Linked DNA regions of Homo sapiens: regions 2 and 3 are each linked to region 1. Evidence: read pairs that join two places in POLR2A ChIA-PET (ENCODE). Cell type or tissue: GM12878. All regions are shown on one strand. Links, peaks and the distances in the headings refer to the core of each region. The heading gives the core; the rest is flanking DNA.

Region 1 (5,000 bases), core at 1-5,000:
ATTTGGAGAATACCTCAAAAAAAGGGTAAAATATGACTATAAAAAGCTGGGAAAGGCAGAGGGCTAAGACCAAATTAAGACTGACCAGTTAGAATAGAGGGGAAGAATTAGGTAATAAGCCAGAATTTGGATAATGATTAATAAAAATTGGATAAGCAGTTATGTTTGATCTAAAAATAATTAGTCCCTGACACATGGGAATTTATACTCTAATAAGAAAAACAAAGTACACAAATGAAAAATGAACTAGTAATACAAAGCAGGATACTAAATTACAGTTGCCAAGAATGGATAGTAAAGGCTTTAAGTCAAAAGGAGGTATCACAGAAGCAGCCTCAGAAGGTGAGACTCTGAAAGAACCATGGAATTTGAAAGAAAAACAGTTTTTTCAAGACAGAGGGAAACTAATATTGAATAAAATTACGAAGGTGGAAGAGCTCATCCAAAGGAAGGTGAGTGAACCCTAAGCTATAACATAAAGTCAGTACCGAGAGCAAATGGAGACCCCTGGAGAAGTAAGAAGCACATGCTTTAAATGTAAATTTAAAGACTTTGGATTCCATCTACTCCAGCCACTATTGGTTCTTTAATTGGAGGGCATCTTAAATATAAGATTTCAGAAAGATTAATCAAGCAACTTTATAAGGATAGCCAGGCATTAGAAGAAGGGACCACAGTTATGAGGCTAATATGGCAATTAAAGTGTGAAATAATGAGATTATCTGCAGAAATGGTAAAACAATAAAATCTAAGGCACTACTGATAAAAATCAGCAATCCTACCAATTGATCTATAGATTCAAACCAATGTAATCAAAATCCCAGTAGGCTCTTTTCTTTTCTCTTTTTCCTTTTCTTTTTTTTTTGAGACGGAATTTCGCTGTTGCTACCCAGGCTAGAGTGCAATGGCACAATCTCGGCTCACTGCAACCTCCACCTCCTAGGTTCAAGTGATTCTCCTACCTCAGCCTCCCGAGTAGCTGGGATTACAGGCATGCGCCACCACGCCCGGCTAATTTTGTATTTTTAGTTGAGACAGGGTTTCTCCATGTTGGTCAGGCTGGTCTTAAACTCCTCACCTCAGGTGATCCGCCTGCCTCGGCCTCCTAAAGTGCTGGGATTACAGGCTTGAGCCACCGTGCCCAGCCTTTTTTTTTTTTTTTCTTTTTCAGTAGGCTCTTTTCTAGAAATTGACAAGATGATTTCAAACTTTGTTTGCAAAGGCAAAGGACCAAGAATAACTAAAGCAATTTTGAAAAGAACAAAAGCTGTAGAACTCACTCTGCTGGACTTGCTATGTAAAACTAATCAAAACAGTGTATTTTATTGGTGAAAGGACAGACAATTTGATCAATGGAACAGAATATAGAGTCCAGAAATAACCCACACATATGTGGTCAAATGATTTTTGAAAAGGGCCCCAACGCAATTCAGTGAGGAAAGGAAAAAAAAAAATCTAACAAATGAGGCAGAACAACTAGAAAGATAACCCATATGAGAGGAAAAAAACTTGTTTACTCCAACCCCACACCATATACAAGGAAAAATTTAAGAAAAATCATACACCTAAACATAAAAGCTAAAATAATGCTTGGCTGGACGCAGTGGCTCATGCCCGTAATCCCAGCACTCTGGGAGGCCGAGGCGGGCGGATCACCTGAGGTCAGAAGTTCAAGACCAGCCTGGCCATGGGGAAACCCCATCTCTACTAAAAATACAAAAAATTAGCCAGGCGTGGTGGTGCGTGCCTGTAATCCCAGCTACTCAGGAGGCTGAGGCAGGAGAATCACTTGAACCCGGGAGGCGGAGGTTGCAGTGAGCTGAGATTGCGCTCCAGCCTGGGCAACAAGAGCAACACTCCGTCTCAAAAAAAAAAAAAAAAAAAAAAAAAGCTAAAATGAAGCTAGTAAAAGAAAACATAAGAGAGTAACTTTGTCACTTTGGGGTAGGCAAAAGTCTCCTGAAGAGGACACAAAAAATGCTAACCATAAAAGAAAAATACTAATTAATTGAACTTCATCAAAATTTAAAACTAAGCAGTTTAAAAAAAAAAAAACACCCAGAAAATAAACAGCCATGGGTGAGGGAAAAAAAATTTGCAACACATATATTTGATAAAAGACTAGTATAGAGACTTTATAAAGAACCCCTACTGAGGAGCATAGATTCAGGGAATCTTGAATCTATGCTCCTGAAACTTGAATCAGGGAAACTTGAATCTATACTCCTGGGAAAAGTAAATAAAGAACCCCTACAACACAATTTGAAAACTGGGCAAAATATCTAAACAGATACACCACAAAAGAAGATATACAAAAGGCCAAAAAGCATGTGAAAAAACGTTCACCATTATTAGTCACCAGGGAAATGCAAAGTAATGAGACACAACTCCACAAAACTAGAATGGCTAAAACGAAAAAGATCGACAACACCAAATACTGGAGTGGATTTGGTACAAATGAACTCTCATGAGTTGCTGGTAGAAATGTAAAATGTCACAACCTCCTTGGTAAACCAGTTTCTTCAACAGTTAAACATACATCTATTCTATGGTCCAACAATTCCACTCCAAGGGAAATGAAAATTATGTCTACTGCTGGGCGCGGTGGCTCACGCCTGTAATCCCAGCACTTTGGGAGGCTGAGGCGGGTGGATCACAAGGTCAGGAGATCGAGACCATCCTGGCTAACACGGTGAAACCCCGTCTCTACTAAAAAATAGAAAAAATTAGCTGGGCGTGGTGGCAGGCACCTGTAGTCCCAGCTACTCAGGAGGCTGAGGCAGGAGATTGGCGTGAACCCAGGAGGCAGAGCTTCCAGTGAGCCAAGATCGTGCCACTGCACTCCAGCCTGGCCGAAAGAGCGAGACTCCGTCTCTAAAAGAAAAAAAAAAAAGAGAGAGAGAGAAAATTATGTCTACAAAAAGCCTTGTTCAAGAATGTCCATAGCAACATTATTTATAAAGCACAAAACTGGAAGAATCTAAATATTCATCAATTGGTGAATAAATAAATGAAATCCTATTCAGCAATAAAAAGAGCAATCTACTGATGCATGTAACATGAAAAAATATGATGAATGAGGCTGAGTGCGGTAGCTTACGCCTGTAATCCCAGCACTTTGGGATGCCAAGGTGGGCGGATCACTTGAGCTCAGGAGTTCAAGACCAGCACAGCCAACATGGCAAGGACCCATCTCTACTAAAAATACAAAAATTACCCAGGCGTGGCGGCGCACGCCTGTAATCCCAGCTATTTGGGAGGCTGAGGTGGGAGAATCACTTAAAACCGGGAGGCAGAGGTTGCAGTGAGCTGAAATCAGGCCACTGTACTCCAACCTGGGTGATAGAGGGAGACCCTGTCATATTAAAAAAAAAAAAAAAATCCAAAGAGATGAATAAGAATAGTCATTGCATTATAATCCCAAATTATGATATTTTGCCAGTAATGGCAGTATTTCTTTTTGTCAGAGATTGAAGGTAGAAACTGATACTCTGATTTACCTTTTTTTTTAAAAAGCATATTTATCAAAACATGTATTAGTTAAAGGAGATCCACAGGTCCATTTGAATAACATAAGAGTATTTTTCAGCTTTTATTTATCCAGAGTTTGTTAAAATTATTGAGAACTTTCTGGTATAAATTCAATTGTTCTGAGGTTTACATGTCTTTGGAGACCACTTCTTTTTTTGTCATACTCTCAAAAATAAGTTCCTAACATAATACTTTTGGGAAGCATTGCAATATAATACTTGCTTTACTATGCTTATCACTGCCCCCTGTATAAAATGTATTTCTATTGATAAAAAGAGTTTCGCTGCACCACAGTGAAATGAAATCCTATAGCCCTTGTTCTTAATTATACCTGAGGACATCTTCAGATAGCTGTCATGTGATACGAAAGCAGGTAGAGAACAGATTCTCATACTACCAATTTTTGAAAAGTACTCATTATGCCATCTCTCATGGATCCACACCCACGTTATCTACAACATTTAGGATGAATGACGACAGGTTGAGACTCAGCCATTCTACACACCGTTTCTGCTGCTGAAGAGTATTGTTACAGGCAGATTCTTGTGCCAGTGCTCCCTGAAGCGTGGACATGATCCGCCCTTGCCTTAAAGGTTGTACATTTTCTTTACTCAGTTCCCATTCATCTCCCTCCAGGGACATGGCTTCACTGTGAAGAAGGAAACAAATGTAAATCTCATACCAACATTGACTATTATAGCACTAGATTATTGTAAATGTCTTCCGAAAGGTGATTATTCATGGTCTTGGGTTGAATATAGTGGACTGACACATAATTATTATTATTATTATATGCCTAAGCTTCTTTGTTAGCTGTTTTTCAAGTTTATGGCTACAGTATTGCCTGATAGAAGACAACTTGGCAAGGATATCGTAGACAGTACTATAAGAATAGGGCATGGCTATGTGCGGTGGCTCACACCTGTAATCCCACCACTTTGTGAGGCCGAAGTGGGAGGATTTCTTGAGCCAGGAGTTTGATACCAGCCTGGGCAACATAGCAAGACCCTGCCTCTTTCTTTAAAAAAAAAAAAAAAAAGAAAAATGAATAGGGCTTAAGGCAGAAAGAAAAGAAGGGAACAAAAGTGTTATAAATTTGGCAAAGTAGACAAAAAGGCAACAAGTAATTCTATGCCTACCATTGAATGCATCATCTAGTTTAATTTAAAATTAGTGCCGGATGTGGTAGCTCATGCCTGTAATCCTACCACTTTGGGAGGCTGAGTCAGGAGAAGTGCTTGAGCCCAGGAGTTCAACACCACCCTGGGCAACATAGGAAGACCCCCATCTCTACAAAAAGTGAAAAATTAGCCAGGCGTGGTGGTACACGCCCATGGTCGTGGCTACTTAGAAGACTGAGGTGGGAGCATTGCTTGGGTTCAGGGGTCGAAGCTGCAGTGAGCCATGATCACACCACTGCACTGCAGCCTGGGCAACAGAGCAAGACCCTGTCTCAAAAAAAAAACATT
Region 2 (11,277 bases), core at 4,919-9,918, 710 kb before region 1:
TTATATTGGTATAGACTTGTATATTTCCTGCCCCAGTCCTATAATCTGCTATTTCTCCATGGAGAATGTCAGAGCCAAGTTTTAATCCTAGCAAATGTGTGTCTAGCTGGAAGTTGGGGCAGAAGATCTGGCAGGCAGCAGGAATAAGACCCAGCCTACCCTTAGGAGGGGAGTTTCCCAGCAGTAGCAGCCAGAATTGCAAACTTCCCCAGCAAGTCCTTCTCTGAGAAACAGGTGACTCATCAGCACCTTAAGTTGTTTCCTCCCTCCCCCTCTTGCTGACAAAACTGCCCCTAAACCAGCTCAGACAGAGGGACCTAGGTTGGAAAGTGTCCCCACCTAAGCGGCCAGAAAATAATGACCTGTCTCAGGCCACATCAGGGCTTTTACCTGTGCCCAAGCAGACATCTCCCCCAATTTGTGTATTTACACCCCTCCTGCCTGCAGAAAGGATGAAACAGGATTACCCTCAAATTTACAGCTATAATTAAACTATTATTAAAATCCAGGTAAAAAAACAAGAGCACTGCAAAGAAGAGCGTGTGTGTGTGTGTGTGTGTGTGTGTGTGTGTGTGTGTGTGTGCGCGCGTGTGTAGTAATTCTGTCCCAGACACCTGGGCTGGGGCAGCTTCCCTGGGATCCCTGAATCACAGATTGCTAGCACCAGAAAGGCTTTCAGAGATAAACATGCTTCACCTGTCATTTTATAGGACTGAGACAGATGAAGTGATTTGGTAGGCATCACACAGCTAGTGAGCTGAAGAACTGGGAACACTGGGACAGGTCTCCTGATGTCCAGGTCTTTTAAAATGCCACTCCTGGCCGGGCGCGGTGGCTCACGCCTGTAATCCCAGCACTTTGGGAGGCCGAGGCGGGTGGATCATGAGGTCAGGAGATCGAGACCATCCTGGCTAACAAGGTGAATCCCCGTCTCTACTAAAAATACAAAAAAAAAATTAGCCGGGCGCGGTGGCGGGCGCCTGTAGTCCCAGCTACTCGGGAGGCTGAGGCAGGAGAATGGCGTGAACCCGGGAAGCGGAGCTTGCAGTGAGCCGAGATTGCGTCACTGCAGTCCGCAGTCCGGCCTGGGTGACAGAGCGAGACTCCGTCTCAAAAAAAAAAAAAAAAAAAAAATGCCACTCCTTTTCCAGGAGAGCAAATACAACAGCTTTTGGGCTTTCTAGAGGAATACAAAGGCAGGACAACAGGTAAGGCCTCTTTCACTTGCTAGATGAATAAACTTATGTGGATGTGTCTGAGAAGTTTTTGAGACTTGGGGCTACAATTAGGGATTATTAGCATCCCCAGACATTCAGAGGTATGGCATGTAGGATGAAGACATTGGCATGTAGAAGTGGTTACAGGGGCTCCTACGATTTCCCCATCCCCATAGTCGAGATTTTAATGATTAAGTCATCTTTCTAGCTGTAGTCCTCTCCTTTGGGCTCAAAAAGAGAAAACAAGAAATCTCAGCACTTTGGGAGGCCAAGGAAGGTGGATTGCTTAAGCTCAGGAGTTCAAGACCAGCCAGGCCAAAATGGTGAAACCCTGTCTCTACCAAAAATATAAAAATTAGCCAGGCATGGTGTCATGCACCTGTAGTCCCAGCTACTTGGGAGGCTGAGGCAGGAGAATCGCTTGAACCTGGGAGGTGAAGGTTGCAGTGAGCTGAGGTTGAATCTGTTGATCTGGGCCACAGAGCGAGACCCTGGCAAAAAAAAAAAAAAGAAAAAGAAAAGAAAAATCAGGGAACCTGTCACTTTTTCTAAGAGATGTAAAGATTTGGTTTGGATTTATGGCTTTTTTTTTTTAGACTGAGTCTCGCTCTATCACCCAGGCTGGAGTGCAGTGGCGCGATCTCGGCTCATTTGCAACCTCTGCCTCCCAGGTTCAAGCAATTCTTGTGCCTCAGCCTCCCAAGTAGCTGGGATTACAGGCGCCACCACCACGCCCGGCTAATTTTTGTATTTTTAGTAGAGACGGGGTTTCACCATGTTGGCCAGGCTGGTCTCGAACTCCTGACCTCAAGTGATCCACCCACCTCAGCCTCCCAAAGTGCTGGGATTACAGGTGTGAGCCACCGCACCTGGACGGATTTATGGCTTTTATACTACCAGCTCTTGGAGAAATAGAATTATCTCTTTTAATATTCACTGCCCCTCCCCCTCCCAACATTCTCCTTTCCCAAAACTCGTGAATGGCTGACTCCCTGAAGGTGACGGTGTTTTCTGTGATCTTTGCATAGGCTGAGATGAAAGGGTCAGAGATCAGAGAAAGGATTCTGGGCCTGGTGTCACTTGGTGTGGTTGCAATAAAGAGACAAAATTAGCATCAGGCTACTCTTCACTTGCTCTCCAGGTGACCTTCCCAGGGCTACCTGGGAGATATTGTCTCAGTCTGCAAACTCCTTCTAGGGCAAGGGCAGTGGGTGGCCCAGAACAGCATCTGCAGATAGGTAATTATTATGTGCTTTTGATGATGATGAGATAATATTAGGTATTTGGAGATTTATAAAATATTCAAATGGAAATTGTCCTTGAAGATCCTCCCCAGCTAGCTTCTCAGCACCCTGAGTTCCTTTAGCTGAGGGGAGTGAAAGTGTTCACAGCTTGCCTTCAGGCTGAGTCTAGAGAAAGCTCTCCTCTGAAAAGGAGTACAGTACATTCCTGCCTGCTGTATTCACACTTGTGTTTCTCTGCCTCTCTCATGATCTGTATACAGCTGAGCCTTGAACAACATGGGTGTGAACTGTACAGGTCCATTTTAGGCAGAATTTTTTCAATAAAAGTTACACTGAGGGCCGTGTGTGGTGGGTCATGCCTTTAATCCCAGCACTTTGGGAGGCTGAGGCCTGAGGATCACTTGAAGCCAGGAGTTGAAGACCAGCCTGGGCAAAAAAGCAAGACTGTCTCTACAAAAAAAAAAAATTAAAAAAATGTAGCCTGGCCTGGGGGTGCATGCCTGTAATCCCAGCTACTTGGAAGGCTGGGGCGGGATTGCTTGAGGCCAGGAGTTTGGACGCTGCAGTGAGCTATGCTCGCGTCATTGCACTCCAGACTGTGCAACAGATCAAGACCACATCTCTAAAAATAGATAAAAGTTATACCAAGTGTGCCTGCCTTTCCTGCCTCCCCTTCCACCTTCTCCACCTCTGCCACCCCTGACGCAGCAAGACCAACTCCTTTTCCTCCTTCTCCTCAGCCTACCCAACTGGAGACCACAAGGGTGCAGACCTTTACGATGATTCTAACTTTCTGATACAGGTCAGAAGAAAAAAGTTTGAAAATATGATAAGCCTCCTGGGCGTGGTGGCTCATACCTGTAATCCTAGCACTTTGGGAGGCCGAGGCAGATGGATCACCTGAGGTCAAGAGTTCAAGACCAGCCTGGCCAACATGGTGAAACCTCGTCTCCACTAAAAATACAAAAATTAGCTGGGATTACAGGTGTGAGCCACCTCGCCCGGCCTTTTTTATTTTTTTATTTTTATTTTTTTTTTGAGATGGCGTCTTGCTGCGTCTCCCAGATTGGAGTACAGTGGCGCAATCTCGGCCCACTCAAGCTCCGCCTCCTGGGTTCACGCCATTCTCCTGCCTCAGCCTCCCGAGTAGCTGGGACTACAGGCGCCCACCACCATGCCCGGCTAATTTTCTGTATTTTTAGTAGAGACGGGGTTTCACCGTGTTAGCCAGGATGGTCTGGATCTCCCGACCTCGTGATGTGATCTGCCCGCCTCAGCCTCCCAAAATGCTGGGATTACAGGTGTGAGCCACTGCGCCCAGCCTATTTTTTATTTATTTATTTATTTATTTTTGAGACAAAGTCTGGCTCTGTTGCCCAGGCTGGAGTGCAATGGCATGATCTCAGCTCACTGCAACCTCCACCTCCCAGGTTCAAGCCATCCTCCCACCTCAGCCTCCGAGTAGCTGGGATTACAGATGCACACCACCATGCTTGGCTACTTTTTTTGGGGGGTTTTTTGTTTTTGTTTTTTAAGAGAGAGTCTTGCTCTGTCACCCAGGCTGGAGTGGAGTGGCCCAATCTTGGCTCACTGCAACCTCCACCTGCCAGGTCCAAGTGATTCTCCTGCCTCAGCCTCCTGAGTAGCTAGGATTACTGGCACCCGCCACCACACCTGGCTAATTTTTTGTATTTTTAATAGAGACGGGGTTTCACCATGTTGGCCAGGCTGGTCTCGAACTCCTGACCTCAGGTGATCCACCCACCTCGGCCTCCCAAAGTGCTGGGATTACAGGCGTGAGCCACGGAGCCCAGCAACAGCAGGCTATTAATAGTTAAATTTTGGGGTAGTCAAAAGTTATATAGGGATTTTCGGCTGACTGCACAGGGTTTCTCGCCCATAATTCCCGCTTTGTTCAGGGGTCAACAGGTTTTTTGTTTGTTTGTTTGTTTTTAGGATCTGTCACACATGCTGAAGTGCAATGGCACTATTATAGCTCACTGTAACCTTGAACTCCTGGGGTCAAGTGATCCTCCTGGCTTAGCCTCCCAGAACGCTGGAATTACAGGCATGAGCCACTGCTCTCAGCCTCAATATTTAAAAAAGTAATTCTTTCATTAATAAAATTATCCCAACTTTTTAATACTCATGCAAACATATGCATAGAGTTGTTTCTTGTAAGTTGAACAAGGTTTAATTTGCACACTTGTTTAACCTGAACATACTGTATTATATGTTCTGCAACTTGCTTCTTCCTCCTAACAATAAATCATGGATGTCTATCTCTTCTTGGTATTCTCATTTGACGATTCTTTGTCCTTGTACCTGCGTGACTCTTGGAGCTCCAGCTTTCTGCCTGCCTTTCCTCCTCCCGGGGTTTTCCTCCTCCTCGCCTGGCCTCGCAGGGTGCCTGGCCGCGGGAGATCTTCGCCGATGGGTGGGGTCCGGGGCCGCCTGAAACATGTAGATGAGATGGGCGGGGCCCTACACAAACCCGCTGGTAGCGCTGGGCCGACTCGCCCAGCCTGGACCCATTCAGTCAGAGGCAGCCAGCGGGACCTGCTTCACCGAGCGCAGCGAAGCCGAGACCCGGGCTGGCCCCTCTGCTGCCCCCGGAGCGGGCCATGCCGCCGCGGGAGCTGAGCGAGGCCGAGCCGCCCCCGCTCCGGGCCCCGACCCCTCCCCCGCGGCGGCGTAGCGCGCCCCCAGAGCTGGGCATCAAGTGCGTGCTGGTGGGCGACGGCGCCGTGGGCAAGAGCAGCCTCATCGTCAGCTACACCTGCAATGGGTACCCCGCGCGCTACCGGCCCACTGCGCTGGACACCTTCTCTGGTACGTACGTTCAATCGCCCGTGCGGCCGCGTGGCTGCGGCGGGGCTGTGCACCGGGGAGCTGGGGCGGGCGTCTCGGCGGGAGGGCGCAGAGGACCCCGGGGAGGAGACTGGAGCAGGCCCCGAGGTGGCGCTGGTGCGGCCCAGGACGCTCTTCCTAACTCAGGCTCTCCCCGCCCCGCCCCTGCAGTGCAAGTCCTGGTGGATGGAGCTCCGGTGCGCATTGAGCTCTGGGACACAGCGGGACAGGTGAGAAGCTGGGCGCGGCCTCTACTGGTCTGCGGGGAGATGGGCTGGAGGCTGGGAGGACCCCATATGGAGCAAATGGAGAAAGCCTTGGGCTCTTGGAGTCTCAGGTTTCCAGCCCCGGGTGAGAAATGGATTCCATGTGTCGGGGGGCTAATCCTTACCACCTGGCCTTCCCACCCCAGGAGGATTTTGACCGACTTCGTTCCCTTTGCTACCCGGATACCGATGTCTTCCTGGCGTGCTTCAGCGTGGTGCAGCCCAGCTCCTTTCAAAACATCACAGAGAAATGGCTGCCCGAGATCCGCACGCACAACCCCCAGGCGCCTGTGCTGCTGGTGGGCACCCAGGCCGACCTGAGGGACGATGTCAACGTACTAATTCAGCTGGACCAGGGGGGCCGGGAGGGCCCCGTGCCCCAACCCCAGGCTCAGGGTCTGGCCGAGAAGATCCGAGCCTGCTGCTACCTTGAGTGCTCAGCCTTGACGCAGAAGAACTTGAAGGAAGTATTTGACTCGGCTATTCTCAGTGCCATTGAGCACAAAGCCCGGCTGGAGAAGAAACTGAATGCCAAAGGTGTGCGCACCCTCTCCCGCTGCCGCTGGAAGAAGTTCTTCTGCTTCGTTTGAGCAGCTATGGCTGCATAGCAAGTAGTAGGCAGGAGGCCAAAGACTTCTGAGACCTGGGGCACCCGGGCCTTTGCGGCAGCTACTGGCAGGGCCTGGCCACCTCATAGGACTCAGTTCCCTTCTGAACACTCGGGGGACATGGGCCTCTAACTGCCCACTCTGATATGCCTGGGTGAGCCTAGGAGGGAAGGCTCTGATTTGGATTTCTCCAGTCAAAGCTCACAGAAAAAAACCTGGCACTTTGATTTTCATGGGATGGTCCTAACAGGGTCAGTCACCTCCGAGCAGTTTGGGAACCCAGTTTCTTGTCCTGGGCCCTCAGGTCAGCCTGGCTGAATTAGGACCCTTCCTTGGCACAGGGGTGAGAAAGAGCTTGGGGAACGCTTGGCATTATGGAGGGCTGGAAGGGGCTCAACCCCGATTTGGAGAGAAGTTTGGGATGGAGTGGGCGAGAGATTGAGAGAGCGAGCAGGAAAAGAGGTCTTGGAGCCTGGGACTGATGGTGGATAAGGCCTGGAAAGAAGATGACGAGGAGGAGGAGAGAGGGAAGTGGGGTGGATGAGGAGCAGGCTGACACCTGGGCTGCCCTCAATCCCCAAGGCCAGGGAGGGCGGGGCTGGCCCCTGGGAAGAACTGGGTCTCTGGGCTCCCTAGGCACTGCCCAAACTGGCTGAGCCAGGAGTGGGGCAGGAAGTGAGAGTCAAGGCCCAGCAAAAGGAGGGGGAGGAGCTGCAAATTAGAACCTGAAGGAGGACCGGGTTGGGGATCATCCCTTTCCTCAAGGTCACACAGCCTAGAAGCTAGAGCAGTGCAGAGTCTGCAAATAAAACCTTAAGTCTGTGAAGGCGTGCGTTGTCTCTGTCATTTCCTGGAGCCCACTCCTCCCTCAGAACCCTCCTCAAGGCCTAACTGCCTGGCTAGAGACAGATTGGGGACCAAAGGACTGAGGCTAGATTGAAAGGTGGGGGCTGGACTGGGGGTGGGGGCAGTGTAATGGGAACTGGACTGTGGGGGTAGGTGTGGAGCTCCCCGCTTGGGGCTCAGCTGGTTCCCAGGAGAGCTAGCGTGGGAAGCGGCCTGGAAACGGGTTTCCCCAGGTGTCAGCGCCAGAGCTGGTTTCCCATGACCTCACCTGGTGGGTGGAGCCCCTCCCCTCCACCCCTCCTTTCTAGAGCACCATGCTCAGCACTGGAGCTCAAGGTCAGTCCCCAGCCTTCTAACTTTTCTGCTCTGTTCCTTCTGGCAGTTCACAGGGCCCTGGGGCTCAGGTTAGGGGACCATCCCCCCCTCCGACCTCTATTCACAGCCTGAACATAAAGGGAACCCATACAGCCTAAACCTCAATCACTGGCCAAAGTTCTTAGACTTGGGTTGGACCCAGTCTTCAGCCTTGGCACCTAAGGAGCTAGTGAAGGTCAGGGTGCTGCTTGTGAACAATTTAAATAGAGGTTTATCCCCAAGTATCCTGTGCAAGAGCGAGTTCATTGGGAGAGGACTTGGAGAGGAGCAGGGATCTGGAGAACATTCCCTCATGTTGGAGCTTGAAGGGACTTTGAAGGACACCCAGGGAGAAAATGAAACAAAACAAAACTTACTTTACCATAAGGAGACTGAGGACCAGACAGAAAAGGTAATAGCTTAAATGATATGTATCACCCAGTGACTGTAAGAGCACTTTGCAAACTCTAGAGTTGGATACAGGGGTATGTGTTACTCTGGGAGAGGAATTTCTTTCTTTCTTTTTCTTTTGAGGTAGAGTCTCGCTCTTTCACCCAGGCTGGAGTGCAGTGGCGTGATCTTGGCTCAGTGCAACCTCTGCCTCTTGGGTTCAAGCGAGTCTCCTCCTTCAGCCTCCTGAGTAGCTGGGATTACAGGTGTGCGCCACCATGCCTGGCTCATTTTTGTATTTTTAGTAGAGATGGGGTTTCACCATGTTGGTCAGGCTGGTCTCGAACTCCTGACCTTGTGATCTGCCTGCCTCAGCCTCCCAAAGTTCTGGGATTACAGGTGTGAGCCACTGGGCTCAGCTGGGAGAGGAATTTCTGAGGCACACCTGGCACACCTGCTAGGCAGCTGCTGGGTCAGATGAGCACTCATGCCCTGGCCCAGCCCACCTCTGAGCCCATCTCCCTCTGCAGGAAGCTACAGCTGTGTGTGTGTGTCTGTGTGTGTGTGTGTGTGTATGTCTGTCTGTCTGTCTGTCTCTGTCTGTGTCTGTGTGTGTGAAAGAGCATGGCTGAGGGACAGAAATCCCAGCCAAGTGAAACTTCAGATAATCCCCAAGTTTAGTTTTAGCCAAGACTGTCCACTTCCTGCCCCACCAGGGCCTGTCCCCAGAGCTCCAGCCAACTGGAGCTCCTTCTGTTCCCTTTACCCTTCAGGTGGAGGTGCTGAGGGTCTCACACCCCAGCAGCATGGCCTGTTGTTACCTCAACCCAGCCTGACACACTCCCCTCTGGGGCAGAAACCTGGGTTCAAGTTCAGACTCTGACACCAACCATGACCTTAGGCAAATAATTTCCCTTCTCTATGCCTCAGTCTTCATTTGAAAAATGAAGGACTCAGGACTCAGACTGGGTTTGAGGTTCTTAAACTTGTTCTGAGGGGCCTTGGACGTGCCTTGGGGTGGGGATCATCCCCCACAAGGGGGTTATCCTTGTACCCGCCCCCACCTCCAACTTCTTCCCTAATTCTCTCTTGTGGTACTAGTATATCCATGTCACCCAAATTGAAACCTCGGTCACCATGCCTCCTCTCTTGCTGGGTCTCCAAGTCTGGTCAGGACCTCTGTCACCCACACCCCAAGGTCCCTGCCACTGCAGCTCCCCACTCCAATCTGTCCCGTGCTGCTGTGTTCACTCTGGCATCCCCCAACTCAAGGCTCAAGACTGTTACTGGCTCTCACTGTTGATGATGAACTTCCAGCTCCTCATTTCAGCATTCAAGGCCCTCTCAAATCTGACAGCACCCTGGACCAGGCCAGCTCGCTCTGGTGATCCCCAGCTATTTCCGACTTCCTGACTCCCAGTCTTGGCTTGTGCCAGATCCCCTAGTTTGGAAAGAGCTCCCTGTCACCTCCCAGATGCCCCATTTCTCCTCATGATAACCAGCTTTCAATACCTCCCTCCTCCAGAACAGATGCTTACCTGTATCAGTGTCTTCACTGCTCCCTTGGCACACTGAGGACACTGGGCGTTCTGCGACTGACTCAGCCTGCATCTTCCCAGCTAAATGAAGAGAGAGAGAGAGCCACGTTTAAGTTCCTTTTGCTCCCACAAGGTCTGGGGCTCAGGCAATGTTTGCTGCTGACCCTGAAATGCTTAGGAATAAAAAGCCAGCCAGTGAGCCCTGGAGAGGCTGGGAGGATTAAGTTTAGCTCCAGATTTGGAGCTTGAAGACTGAGGCCTAATGTCAACAGCTTGCTGGAAAGGACCTCTAAGGCTCTGGCCCCAAGCCTGTGCAGGACAAGAGGGATTCGCTTCTGCTTCCGAATCCACTGGTTCTCTTTGGTTCTGTCTCTTTCTCTAGAATATGGTACCTACTTTTCTGGGGTAGTTTTTTTGTTTTTATCTCTCTGTCTGTTTCCTTGGCCTCTTTTCCCTTTTCTCTGCTCTTTTAAATTATATTTAAAGGAATATTTATTATATGAATTGGATAAAATTATATGTTTCTTACATATACATTCTTACATATGTCCTTATCAATATAAATTGCTTTTAATGTCTGTGTAACCCTTAGTTGATTTTTTTCAATTTTTTCTTTCTTTCTGTTTTTTTTTTTTTTTTTTTTTGAGACGGAGTCTCGCTCTGTGGCCCAGGCTGGAGTGCAGTGGCGCCATCTCGGCTCACTGCAAGCTCCACCTCCCGGGTTCACGCCATTCTCCTGCCTCAGCCTCCCGAGTAGCTGGGACTACAGGTGCCCACCACCACGCCTGGCTAATTTTTTGTATTTTTAGTAGAGACGGGGTTTCACCATGTTAGCCAGGATGGTCTTGATCTCCCGATCTCGTGATCTGCCCACCTCAGCCTCCCTAAGTGCTGGGATTACAGGCATGAGCCACTGCACCCAGCTCTCTTTTTTTTTTGGAGATGGAGTCTCACTCTGTCACCCAGGCTGGAGTACAGTGGCACAATCTTGGCTCACTGCAGCCTCCGCCTCCTGGGTTCAAGCAATTCTCCTGCCTCAGCCTCCCAAGTACCTTGGATTACAGGCATCCACCACCACATCCAGCTAATTTTTTTTTTTTTTTTTTGAGACAGAGTCTCACTCTGTCGCCCAGGCTGGAGTACAGTGGCATGATCTCGGCTCACTGCAACCTCCGCCTCCCAGGTTCAAGTGAGTCTCCTACCTCAGCCTCCCAAGTAGCTGGGATTACAGGCGTGCACCACCAGGCCCAGCTCATTTTTGTATTTTTAGTAGAGACAGAGTTTCACCACGTTGGCCAGGCTGATCTCGAACTCCTGACCTCAAGTGATCCACCCACTTCACCTTCCCAAAGTGCTGGGATTACAGGTGTGAGCAATGGCACCCAGCCGTTTTCCATTTTTTTGAGGCAGGGTCTTGCACTGTCATCCAGGCTAGAGTGCAGTGGTGTGATCATGGCTCACTGCAGCCTTGAACTCCTAGGCTCAAGCAATGCTTCTGTCTCAGTCTCCCAAGTAGCTAGAACTATAGATGTGCACTACCATTAGGTACACACCTAATTCAACAATTTTTTTTTTGTAGGGATGGGGTGTAGTTATGTTGTTCAGATTAGTCTCTAATTCCTGAGCTCAGGTGATCCTTCTGCTTTGGCCTCCCAAATTGCTGGGATTACAGGTGTGAGCCACCTCACCTGGCTAGATTTTTTAAAAATAATGTCTTTTTTTCCATAATAAATACTTATAAAAATTAGAAAATCCAAAGATTTAGAAGATTAAAAAATCTTAAAAAGTATTCTAGGCCGGGTGCAGTGGCTTATGCCTGTAATCCCAGCACTTTGGGAGGCCGAGGCAGGCAGATCACGAGGTCAGGAGATCGAGACCAGCCTGGCCAACATGGTGAAACCTCGTCTTTACTGAAAATACAAAAATTAGCTGGGCATGGTGGCGTGTGCCTGTTATCCCAGCTA
Region 3 (11,020 bases), core at 327-5,326, 380 kb before region 1:
AATCTTCTGAGAACATTTGCTTTTTTTTTTTTTTTTTTTTTTTTTTTGAGGTCGCACTTTGTTGCCCAGGCTGGAGTGCAATGGTACAATCATATAGTTCACTGTAACCTCAAACTCCTGAGCTCAGGTGATCCTCCCACCTCAGCCTCCTGAGTAGTTGGAATTACAGGTGCAAACCACTACACCCGGCTATTGTTTGCTCATTTCTAAATCAAGTATTTGTCTTGCCCAAAAGGATAGGAACCAATTAGGTGGTTCCATATACTTGCTTAGTGATACAAATATTTTTATTGTAATATTCAAATATACTTTCCTCTTTTTTTTTTTTTTTTTTTTTGAGATGGAGTTTTGCCCTTGTTGCCCAGGCTCGAGTGCAATGGCGCGATCTTGGCTCCCCGCAACCTCTGCCTCCCGGGTTCAAGCAATTCTCCTGCTTCAGCCTCCTGAGTAGCTGGGATTACAGGCATGCACCACCACGCCCGGCTAATTTTGTATTTTTTTTAGTAGATTTGGGGTTTCTCCATGTTGAGGCTGGTCTCGAACTCCTGACCTCAGGTGATCTGCCCGCCTCAGCCTCCCAAAGTGCTGGGATTACACGCATGAGCCACCGCGCCTGGCCGCTCCTCTTTTTTCCTTCTTTATTTTTTTTTTGTTTTTTTGAGACAAGGTCTCCTCACTCTATCACCCAAGCTGGAGTGTAGTGACAATCATGGCTCACTACAGCCTCAACCTCCCAGGCTCAATCCATCCTTCTGCCTCAGCTTCCCCTGAGTAGCTGGGACTATAGGCATGTGCCACTATGCCTGGCTAATTTTTAAAAAAAATTTTTGTAGAGACAGGGTCGCATTATTTTGCCCAGGTTAGTCTCGAACCTCTGGGCTCAAGCTATCCTTCCACCTTGGCCTCTCAAAGTGCTGGGATTACAGGTGCAAGTCACCATGCCTGGCCCTTTCCTCTCTTTTCATTGACTAATGGTTAACCTTTTTTTTTTTTTTTTTTTTTTTTTTTTGAGACAGGGTCTCACTCTATCACCAGGAGGGCTGGAGGGCAGTGGCACGGTCTCAGCTCACTGCAGTCTTGACCTCCTGGGCTCAGGTGATCCTGCCTCAGGCTCCCGAGTATCTGGGACTACAGGTGCATACCACCATGCCCAGCTTATTTTTTATATTTTTTGTAGAGATGGGATTTCGCCATGTTGTCTGGACTGGGTTAACACCTTTATTAGTAGATTTAGTCGCTTTATTCCTACTGCATTTTATTGGCAGGATACGTGTGACACAGAGAGTGGCTCTCTGTGGCCCCTGGGTACATTGAGGAAGCCAGAATATTGACGGTCATCCAGGCTTGCAGGCTGCCATCTCCACCTGGAGTTCAGATGCCAGGCCTCACTCCTCTCCAGGGCCATCTGATGGCTTTCAGGATGGATTTTTTTGTTTTGAGATGGAGTCTCACTCTCTTGCCCAGGCTGGAGTGCAGTGGCGCCATCTTGGCTCACTGCAAGCTCTGCCTCCCGGGTTCACACCATTCTCCTGCCTCAGCCTCCCGAGTAGCTGGGACTACAGGCGCCCACCACCACGCCCGGCTAATTTTTTGTATTTTTAGTAGAGACGGGGTTTCACCGTGTTAGCCAGGATGGTCTGGATCTCCTGACCTCATGATCCGCCCGCCTCGGCCTCCCAAAGTGGTGGGATTACAGGCGTCAGCCACCGTGCCCTGCCAGGATGGATTTTTTAAAGAAAGAAAAACTAAAATTTTTATTCTCCCTGCATGATAAACAAACAACAATTATTCTTCCTCAGAAACAACAGTTTAAGAAAAAAAAAGCAATGAGGTCCCAAAACACTCTCCCAAAGTGCAGATCATGGGATGGTAAGAGAATGTTTCTGTACCCGAAAATAGTGTTTCTGTCATTCAGGCAAGATTCTAGCTTTGCCTTTTCCCTACTTCCCATTTTCTACCTCAGAAACAGAAATTGGAATATGAGAGGGTGGAGAATCGCTTTAGAGGAACTGAAACAGAGTTTGTAAGTTGAATGGTTTCTAGCCCATGTGTAAACCTGGGTGCGGTGTGAGAGGAGCTCTGCACGACTCCACGGAAGGGAACCCAGTGAGTTGTAGCTATAGTTTCTTAATTGATTTAGAGGTGACAGCGTAAACAATGGCTCTAAAAAAAGGTGAAACTCCATTTACCAAAACCAAATTTGACACTAGCTCCCAAAGCTAACTTGTTAATACAGATTTATCTTAGGCTAGTGAAGTGGCACTAAATTTGAAACTGAGAGTCTTGGGTGCTGTCTTTTATCTGTCTTGTGGCTTACTGAATGGTCACAAATAAGTCAAGTGACCTCTTCATGTTCCAGTTCCTTTTCAGTAATGGGACTAACCATAGGAAAAAATAGTATTGGCCTAAAATGCTGATCTCTTTCCTTTGACCCTGAAAACTCCAAGGAACTCCAGTTAGGGCTTCCTCAACCTAGTAAGATTTGTAAGTTGGTAGAATCTTACTTATCACCCCTGACTTTCTTCCTTCTTCCTCCTTAGTGAAATAGACAGCAAGTTAGAGCAAATGGAGCAATATTTAGTGCTAAAGCTTTAGAGCCAGGGGAGGGTAATCACCAACACGGGCCAAGCCGTAATGACTTGGTACACCCAGAGAAGGCTGGGCTGCAGCCAGGCAGATAACCTAAGGGACTGCTGCTGTTCTCTCCCGGCACACACACGTGCTCATCACTCAGCGCCTGGCAAGATCAGGGCTGGAGTGACACAGGCATGCATCCAATACCTGATCCAGAAATAGGCCCTGGCTGCAGGCACAGCAAGTAAACAAACGTCCCGCCAGCTGTGGCCGAGGTGCACCCTTCCAAGCAGACCTGCCCACCAGGACCATTGCTGGAAGACGGAAGCCCTGGAGCCTCTCCCTGGCCCTGTTTTGGAAGGAGTCCTCCAAGGCTGAGAACAGCCCCAGCCACATGAAGCAGGCAAGGTTTTCTTGAAAATTCTAAATTATCCCAACCAGCTTTGGCCCTACGTCAGTTATAAGACTCAAGATAGGATACTGCCATTGGGATGTTAGGTTTGTGCGAGGGCTGTTTACTTGAGCCCAGAAATAGGTTATTTAAGGCAGAGATTCATTCATCTAACCAATATTTGTTGAGCCCCTGCCATGTTCCAGGCATGGTGCATGGTGTTAAATAAAGCAGAACGGCATCTTCCCACATAGAATGATGGAGGGGGGAGTAGAGCCTACCTCATTAATTCTGTGGAAGTTGTAAGCACAAGGTGCTTTGAGAGCACATGGGAAGGAGATATGAGAGCCCTAGACCAGTTGGAGTGGGGTAGGAGAGAGGCCGTGTTAGGGGAGCTGAGTCCATAGAAATGAATAGGAGTGAGAGGAAATAGAAGAGTAAGAGCATGGGGACCAAGAGGAGTCCTGGAAGAGGAAAACAGCATGTGCAAAGCCCTAAAAGCAAAAGGGAACTTGGAGGATGGAAGGTAGTTCAGTGTAGCTGGAGCACAAAGAACAAAGGAGGGACAGACGAGAGGTGAGGGTGGAAATTACTAAACAAGGCCAGGTGTGAAGGATTTTATAAACCATGTTAAGGAGTTTGGAGTTTATTGTGGGAGAACAGGGAGCTAATGGCTGATTTTAAGAGGGGCAGTGACAAGATGAGATTTACATCTAGAAGGTTATGGCTGCCATGGGTTTGCCATAATTAAAGTGATTGAGGGTGGACAAGTTATTCACACTTGGCAGCGATACATGTCTATGTGAAATGGTTTTTCTTTGTTTTTATTTTCTACTTCAATTTTTCTTGTTATTTTTTCACTATTACAGAACAAGTAGAATCATGTATGGCAGATTGTATTTTCCAAAGATGGCCAAATCAGTGTATCCCATCCCACTCATTCATGTTCCAGTGTGATGTGGACACTCCTCCCCTGAGATCTTCAGTCAATATTCCCTCCCTTTGAACCTGGGCAGACCTATGTAACTGCCTTGCTAATAGAGTACAGCATAAATAATGGGACTTCTGAGGCAAGGTCATGAAAGCACTCCACCTGGGGTCTCTCTCTCTCTCTCTCAGCATGCTCCTTGGTAGTTCTGAGCCGGCATGTAAGAAGTCGGCCACAGAGAGGTAGAGAAGCCCAGGGAGTCCCAGCTGTTTGAGTCTTCCCACCCCAGGCATCAGACATATAAGTAAGTAATTCAAATGATTTCATCCCCCAGTTTTTAAGCTGTCCCAGGTGACACCAAGTGGTACAGAGACAAGCTGTCCCTGCAAAGCCCTACAGATTCAATAAATGTCATGGTTTAAACCACTAAGTTTTGGGTTGATTTGTTACTCAGCAATAGATAACCAATGCACCATAAGCTAAGCTTCAGGTTTTAAGTAGCTAATTTTTAAGTATTTTATTTTGCAGCCCCCTCTAGTCTGCGATGGTTGCAGAATTTAATACTTATGCTGGCTACAGTAGGGAGAGGGGCAAAATTGGACACAGGAGACCAGCTGTGAGGTGGTTGCAGTTGTCTAAGAAAGAGATGATAGTACTTGAGGACTTTTTCCACTTAGGATGTAGAATACTGCAAGAAAATGTCCCTTCCGTCCTAACAATGTGAAAAAGCAGGTACAAAATCATAACTTTTCTTGAGCCCATCAGAAAGCCAAGGCCACAAGGCAACCAAATAAAGGAGAGATAGTGTTAGGGGAGCTGAGTTCATAGAAATGAATAGGAGTGAGAGGAAATAGAAGGAGAGATAGTGACCCATCAACTGTTTCAACTTTGGCAAAGATGTGGCTGTCTTACAAGTGGGTAAGAAAAAGACAATAAAAATGTTAACAAATTTGTAAAGTCCACATGTGGCCTAGCATATCAGTTTAGAATAGCTGAATAGGATTCTAGACACGAGAGTGCGTGCAAAGGCAACCTTTTTTGTACAGGCCTCCCCTGGGGTTCATGGAGAAAAGTGGGAACAGGTCAGGAAAGGGAGGGACTGTTCTTCCTTGGTGATGCATGCATGCAGAGGTTGATCAAGGCGGCTGCTGGTGGAAGGCAAAAAGCCTCAACTTCCACAATCCTCTCCTTTAAGCAAAAGCCTTAAGCCATGGCGGGAGGGGTAACAAACTTTTGCTTCAGTGGGAGGAATAAAAGCAAAACTTATCTGCTTCTGGTGAGGTGTCAAAACCTTCTTGCCCTTCTTGAACAGGCAAAGACCCATTGCTCCTGGGACTAGAAGCAGAAACCCCCTACCCAGGGGCAGAAGCAGGAAACTGTCCTGGGCTGAAGATTCAAGCGAAGGTCCACTCTGTTGTGGGGAGGGCAAGAACTTTGGCTAATCCCAGATGAACCACATATAAGGCAGAGTTTGGCTTCCATAGGGAAGAGGGACAGAAACACTGAGAAAGTCCCACTGCTGAAGCTCGGGTGCCTAGGACCTATTTAAGACTGAAGCCGGGCCAGGGTAACAGAATCAACCCTGCCCTGCCCTGCCTGAGCCTGGCACCAGATCACAAGCAACAGAAGTCTTCTGCCAGCTGAAAAGCTGAGTGTGGGACAGCAGCACTGAGGAAGCCCTGACACCCCAGTCCCCACTCTAAGCAGCCCACCACTAGAGGAATTTGAAACCTGGGGTGCACTGAAGGTAATGAGAGCACAACCAAACCCAAACCCTGTCCAATTCCTAACAAGACTGACTCAACCCCCCAGACCAACAGGCTGACAGAAGAGGCAGCCCCACTCCCAGATACAGATACTATTTACCTCAGTCTCTGCTGTTTTATACACCATGGGCATTCAGTTAAAAAACTGCAAAACATAGGTCAGGCGCTATGGCTCACACTTGTAATCCTAGCACTTTGGGAGGCCGAGACAGGTGTATCACCTGAGGTCAGGAGTTTCAGACCAGCCTGGTCAACATGGCGAAACCCCATCTCTACTAAAAATACAAAAATTAGCCAGGTGTTGGTGGTGTGTGCCTGTAGTCCCAGCTACTCCACAGGCTGAGGCAGGAGAATCACTTGAACCTGGGAGGGTGAGGTTGCAGTGAGCTGAGATGGCCCCACTACACTCCAGCCTGGGCAACAGAGCAAGACTGTCTCAAAAAAAAAAAAATTGCAAAACACACAAAAAGACAAGAAGAAAACAACCCAATCCATTATCAGAAGATGAATCAACAGAACCAGACTCACAAATGACACAGATGTTGGAACTATCACAGAGGGACTTAAAATAATTATAATTACTATGGGGTCTGGTGGGGAAGGGTGGGCAACTTGCATGAACAGATAGGGAATTTTGGCAGAGACATGGAAACTAAGAGAAAGTGAAATGGGGCTGGACGTGGTGGCTCATGCCTGTAATACCAGCACTTTGGGAGGCCAAGGCAGGAGGAGCACATGAGCACAGGAGTTTGAGACCAGCCTGGGCAACATGAGACCTCATCTCACCAAAAAATACAGAAATTAGCCAGGCATGGTGGCTCGTGCCTGTGGTCCCAGCTACTTGGGAGGCTGAGGCAAGAGAATCACTTGAACCCAGAAGGCGGAGGTTGCAGTGAGCCAAGATCATGCCACTGCCCTCCAGCCTGGGTGACAGGGTGAGACCCTATCTCAGAAAAAAAAAAAAAAGGAAAGAAAAAGAAAAAATAAAGTCAAATGGAAATGCTAGAAATAAACATGATATTAGAGATGAATTGCTTCCACAGGCTTTTCAGTAGGTAGGCATAGGTGAAGAACCAGTGAACTTGAACTGGTCAATAAAAATTCTCTGAACTAAAACACAAAGAGAAACTGGGATGGGGGAAAAGCAAAACAAAGCAAAACCTATAAGAGCTGTGGGACAATAACAGTCTAATATACATGTGATTCCAGCCTCAGAAGGTGAAGAGAGAGAGAATGAGGCAGAATAAATCTTTGAAGAGATGATAGTTACATGAATGAGGTGTGGCGGCAAGGCTAGAGAGAAGTGGATATGGGAGCATTTGCAAGGAGAACCACTGAGGCTTGGTCACTGAGTGGAGGGAAGTGTGGCACCTGAGTGTCTGTCTTGGGAGCTGCAGGCTCTCAGCAGGTAGTAGTGGGTGGTTAGCAGGTGGTGGTGCCAGGATGGAGAGCCAAGCCTAGCTCTCCAGTGCCTGTGCTCTCTGCTGGTACCCCACACCACCTCCTACAGGCCAAAGTGGAACAGTAGTGGGCCTTTGCTCCTCGATTCCCTAGCCTCCAGCCCCAGCCTTTCCTAAGCCCTCAATGTACTATTCCTATTAGTCAATGTGTGGCAGAGAGATGTTCATCTCCCCCCATTCTCTCCACCTCCTCTGTCCCAAGTGTTGTGTCACACATTGCTCTAAAGGTTTTCTTTTCCCAAACAAACTGACTCTCTCCTCCCTTCATTTTGACGTAATCCACTTTTAAAAATTACTTCTTTAGCAGATAAGTAGAAAGGGAGGAGGCAAAGGTGAGAGGGATTGTGTGTGTGTGTGTGTGTATGTGTGCAGAAGAAAGCAGATAGGTTACTGAGAGTTTATGAGCATTTTAAAGAACAGATATTTCCAGGACCAGTTTTGGCTCTTTAATCTTACATCCTTTGGGGATGAGACCATCAAATATTGGCTTAGCAGAATGCCAAGGTGCAGTGTGGTCTTCAGCATGGTGCCTGATCAAGGCAGACAGGATGCGGAGTGTACATTGGGTAAGAGTATGGTAGAGGAGACCCACAGTTGTTAGAACAATCATCCCAAAGGTAAACTCTTGGATTGATAAACTGACATGTTGTTGGTTTCTTTTTCCTCTGTTCAGCTCAACATCTTTATCAATGATTTGGTTGAGTGAATAGAAGGTAACCTTATCAAAAGTGAGAGGAGTAGGTAATTGAATAAAAGAATAACAATTCTAAAATTTTTCTATAGACTAGAGTGATGGGACAAAGTATGAAACATGATACAGATAAATGTGAAATCTTTCATTTGGGATCAGAAATTAACTACACAACTAGAGGACAGAGAAGAACAGAGTATTTATTAGTTTGTTCTAGTGACAGAAGCCAAGAAGCCAGACTCTGGAAAGTTTTCCAAGGCTGTTGAAAAAAAAAAATCCAAGCCGGACTCAATTCTAGTCTAAGACATATAGAGCTGGCTTCAGTTAGCTGGACCTCAGGACTCCAGCAGTATCTTTAGCCTCTCTTCCTCCCACTGTTGACTCTCTCTGTGTGTTGGTATAGCACAGGGAGCTCTGGGCTGACATGATTCCAGTTTAGGAAGTCCAGAGGAAAGATAACACTTTCCAACCCCATATAATAGATGCCAGGGGGCTCCGCACAGTGGTTTAGGCTTAACAATCCCAGCACTTTGGGAGGCCAAGGTGGGAGGATCACTTGAGCCCAGGAGTTTGAGACCAGCCTGGGCAACAGAAAGAGACCCCGTCTCTACAAAAAAAAAATTTAAAAATTAGCCTGGCGTGGTACTGCATGCCTGTAGTCCAGCTACTCGGGATGCTGAGGTGGGAGGATTGCTTGAGCCCAGGAGGTTGAGGCTGCAGTGAGCTATGATTGCCCTACCGCACCCTATCCTGGGCGACAGAGCAAGATCCTGTCTCAAATAAATAAATACATTCCAGGGGAGGGACTCAGATTGGCTTGGCCTGGGTCACATGCTCATCATTGGAGCACTGACTATGACAAGGGCAAGATCTATGGTTAGGGGTACAGGATACTGTGGTAAACAGTCCCACCAGAACCATATGAGAATGGGAAGTGAAAGAGGATTGCTGTTGGCTGAAGAAAGGGGAAAGTGGTATGGAAAACCCCAAACAGGTGTTCAGTGTCTTAACAGTTCAATGGAGTCAGCAGTGTTATGTGCTGCTAAAAAAAAGTTATAATTCTAGGAATCAATAGTGGAAATGTACCTGTGTACCTGGGACATAGTAGTGTAAAAATATATTCTGCAGTGGTCATGCCTCTCTGAAAGCATCGTCTGGGCACCACATTGCAAGAGGATGTTCTGCAGTGAGCAGGTCTATGCAAACCTACCCCTAAAGGCCAAGAGAGCTGAGGGGCCAAAGAAACAGGCTGACAAGCCCGGGTGCAGTGGCTCATACCTGTAATCCCAGCACTTTGGGAGGCTGAGGTGGGTGGATCACGAGGTTAGGAGTTTGAGACCAGCCTGGCCAATATGGGGAAACTCCATTTCTACTAAAAATACAAAAATTAGCTGGGCACGGTGGCGTGCGCCTGTACTCCCAGCTACTTAGGAGGCTGAGGCAGAAGAATCTCTTGAACCTGGGAGGCAGAGGTTGCAGTGAGCCAAGATCATGCCACTGCATTCCAGCCTGGGCGACAGAGTGGGACTCTGTCTCAAAAAAACAACAACAACAACAACAAAAACAAAACAGAGAGAGAGGCTGACGAATCTAGTTTCTCAGAGATAAATGCTTAATAGAAACTTATGCACAGAAGCCATACCTTGGTTGGTCACGAGATGGTGGTTTCCATGCCCGCCCTCCAGAAAGTATCCTTTGTATAACAAGTTTTTAGGGGAAAACATGTGCAGCTGGTCACACCTCAGACTTTATTGCAAGTTTCATGACCACTGGGGAGGTTAGATAAGCATCTTTATGAGGGGTTATTTATGCTACAGGCATTCTTTCTTTTCTTTTTTCTCTTTCTTTTCCATTTTGTTTTTTTTTTTAGACAGAGTCTGGCTCTGTCACCCAGGCTAGAGTGTAGTGGCATTATCACAGCTTATTGCAGCCTCAACCTCCCGGGCTCAAGCTGTCCTCCCTCCTCAGCCTCCTGAGTTTGCTGTGACTATACCCCTGGCTAATTTTTTTTTTTTTTTAAGAAAAGTCTCAGTATGTTGCCCAGGCTGGTCTCATACTCCTGGGCTCAAACAATCCTCCTACCTTGGCCTTCCAAAGTGTTGGGATTATAGGCATGAGCCACCCCACCTGGCCAGGCATCTTTTTTTTTTTTTTCTTTTGAGACAAAGTCTCGCTCTGTCCCCCAGGCTGGAGTGCAGTGGCAACCTCTGCTCCCGGGTTCACACCATTCTCCTGCCTCAACCTCCTGAGTAGCTGGGACTACAGGTGCCTGCCACCATGCCCGGCTAATTTTTTGTATTTTTTAGTAGAGACGGGGTTTCACCGTATTAGCCAGGATGGTCTCAATCTCCTGACCTCGTGATCCTCCCGCCTCAGCCTCCCAAAGTGCTGGGATTACAGGCATGAGCCACTGCGCCCGGCCCAGGCATTGTTTCTTGACCTTGCCACAGGAATGCCTTGGTATGCAGGAGTCAAACATCAGTCATTATGGCAGTTTTGCTTCAAGGTGGTGCCATTCTTGCAACAGGGTCTTTTCCTACAGAGGAACATCGACAAACTGCAATGCTCCCTAGAGGAGGGGTCCAGGGTGAGCAGGCTCAGATCGAGTTATTTGAAGACAGGACAAGACAATAAGATTGTTTTCCATAGAAAAGAGATTTAAGAGAGACCCGGTTGGCTTTAAAATATTTGAAGGAGTATTGGGTAGAAAGCTGAGACACACTGAAGTACAAAGGACAAACTAGGACCAATGGCAGGGAGTTTCAGGAAGACCAATTACCATTCAGTGTTAAGAACTTTCTAATAGCTGTTCAACAATAGGGTGGCCTTGTAGAAGATAGTAATTCCCTGTCACTGGAGGTGTGTCAGCAGATGTCAGAAAGGTTGTAAAGGGGATTCCTGCATTGTGTAGAAAGTTGGATCAGGTCACCCCTAAGGTCCTTTCCAATTATGAAAATCTGTGGTTGGCTACTGGAGACCTATGGGGGCTTGCTGCTGTTAAGTCAGCCCTGGTCTCCCCAGCATTTGGGAGGGAGAGCTGGTGAGTTCTTCTTTCTCCTCCCTAGATAATAATGACAAACACCTGATCACCTACCAGTCAGTGGTCAGAGGCAGAGCCCTCCAACAGTTCTTATCTTAGCTCAACCCTGAGGGACAGACTCTTGGGTTGGAAGATCACAAAAAGGTCGCTCTTGTGCTGTTTTATGTTCT

What was found. ChIA-PET counts read pairs that join two places held together with the same protein. Peaks named below come from ENCODE experiments on the same cell type or tissue, not always from the same donor. Only the 100,000 strongest peaks of a DNase experiment are listed, where the experiment ranks them.
Region 2: POLR2A ChIA-PET joins it to region 1 with 6 read pairs; 1 of 35 experiments calls an interaction of 5 or more read pairs at or near these places.
Region 3: POLR2A ChIA-PET joins it to region 1 with 6 read pairs; 1 of 35 experiments calls an interaction of 5 or more read pairs at or near these places.

Annotation. Positions count from the first base shown.
Region 1 is chr15:40,164,233-40,169,232 of GRCh38, reverse strand. It overlaps BUB1B (BUB1 mitotic checkpoint serine/threonine kinase B), which reads right to left. Exons shown (of 23, transcript NM_001211.6): 2 at 4,037-4,180. Among named protein-coding and RNA genes, the nearest start is that of BUB1B, 5.7 kb to the right of the region's middle. In GM12878, for the core only: no CTCF peak of the experiment used is centred there; no DNase peak of the experiment used is centred there; H3K4me3 peaks cover 513 bases; H3K27ac peaks cover 3,059 bases.
Region 2 is chr15:40,867,948-40,879,224 of GRCh38, reverse strand. RHOV (ras homolog family member V) reads left to right here and starts at 4,991. Exons shown (of 3, transcript NM_133639.4): 1 at 4,991-5,293; 2 at 5,483-5,541; 3 at 5,724-7,011. The coding sequence starts at 5,086. The coding sequence ends at 6,167. LOC124903475 (a long non-coding RNA gene) reads right to left here and starts at 5,483. Exons shown (of 2, transcript XR_007064600.1): 1 at 5,302-5,483; 2 at 4,637-4,915. RefSeq lists a silencer at 4,937-5,456 and an enhancer at 7,095-7,384. In GM12878, for the core only: a CTCF peak has its summit at 5,428 (motif pointing right); a DNase peak (open chromatin) is centred at 7,201; H3K4me3 peaks cover 2,849 bases; H3K27ac peaks cover 3,693 bases.
Region 3 is chr15:40,541,799-40,552,818 of GRCh38, reverse strand. It overlaps a transcript of CCDC32 not described here. Among named protein-coding and RNA genes, the nearest start is that of CCDC32, 18 kb to the left of the region's middle. RefSeq lists an enhancer at 8,783-8,882 and a silencer at 9,033-9,132. In GM12878, for the core only: no CTCF peak of the experiment used is centred there; a DNase peak (open chromatin) is centred at 2,228; H3K4me3 peaks cover 879 bases; H3K27ac peaks cover 2,488 bases.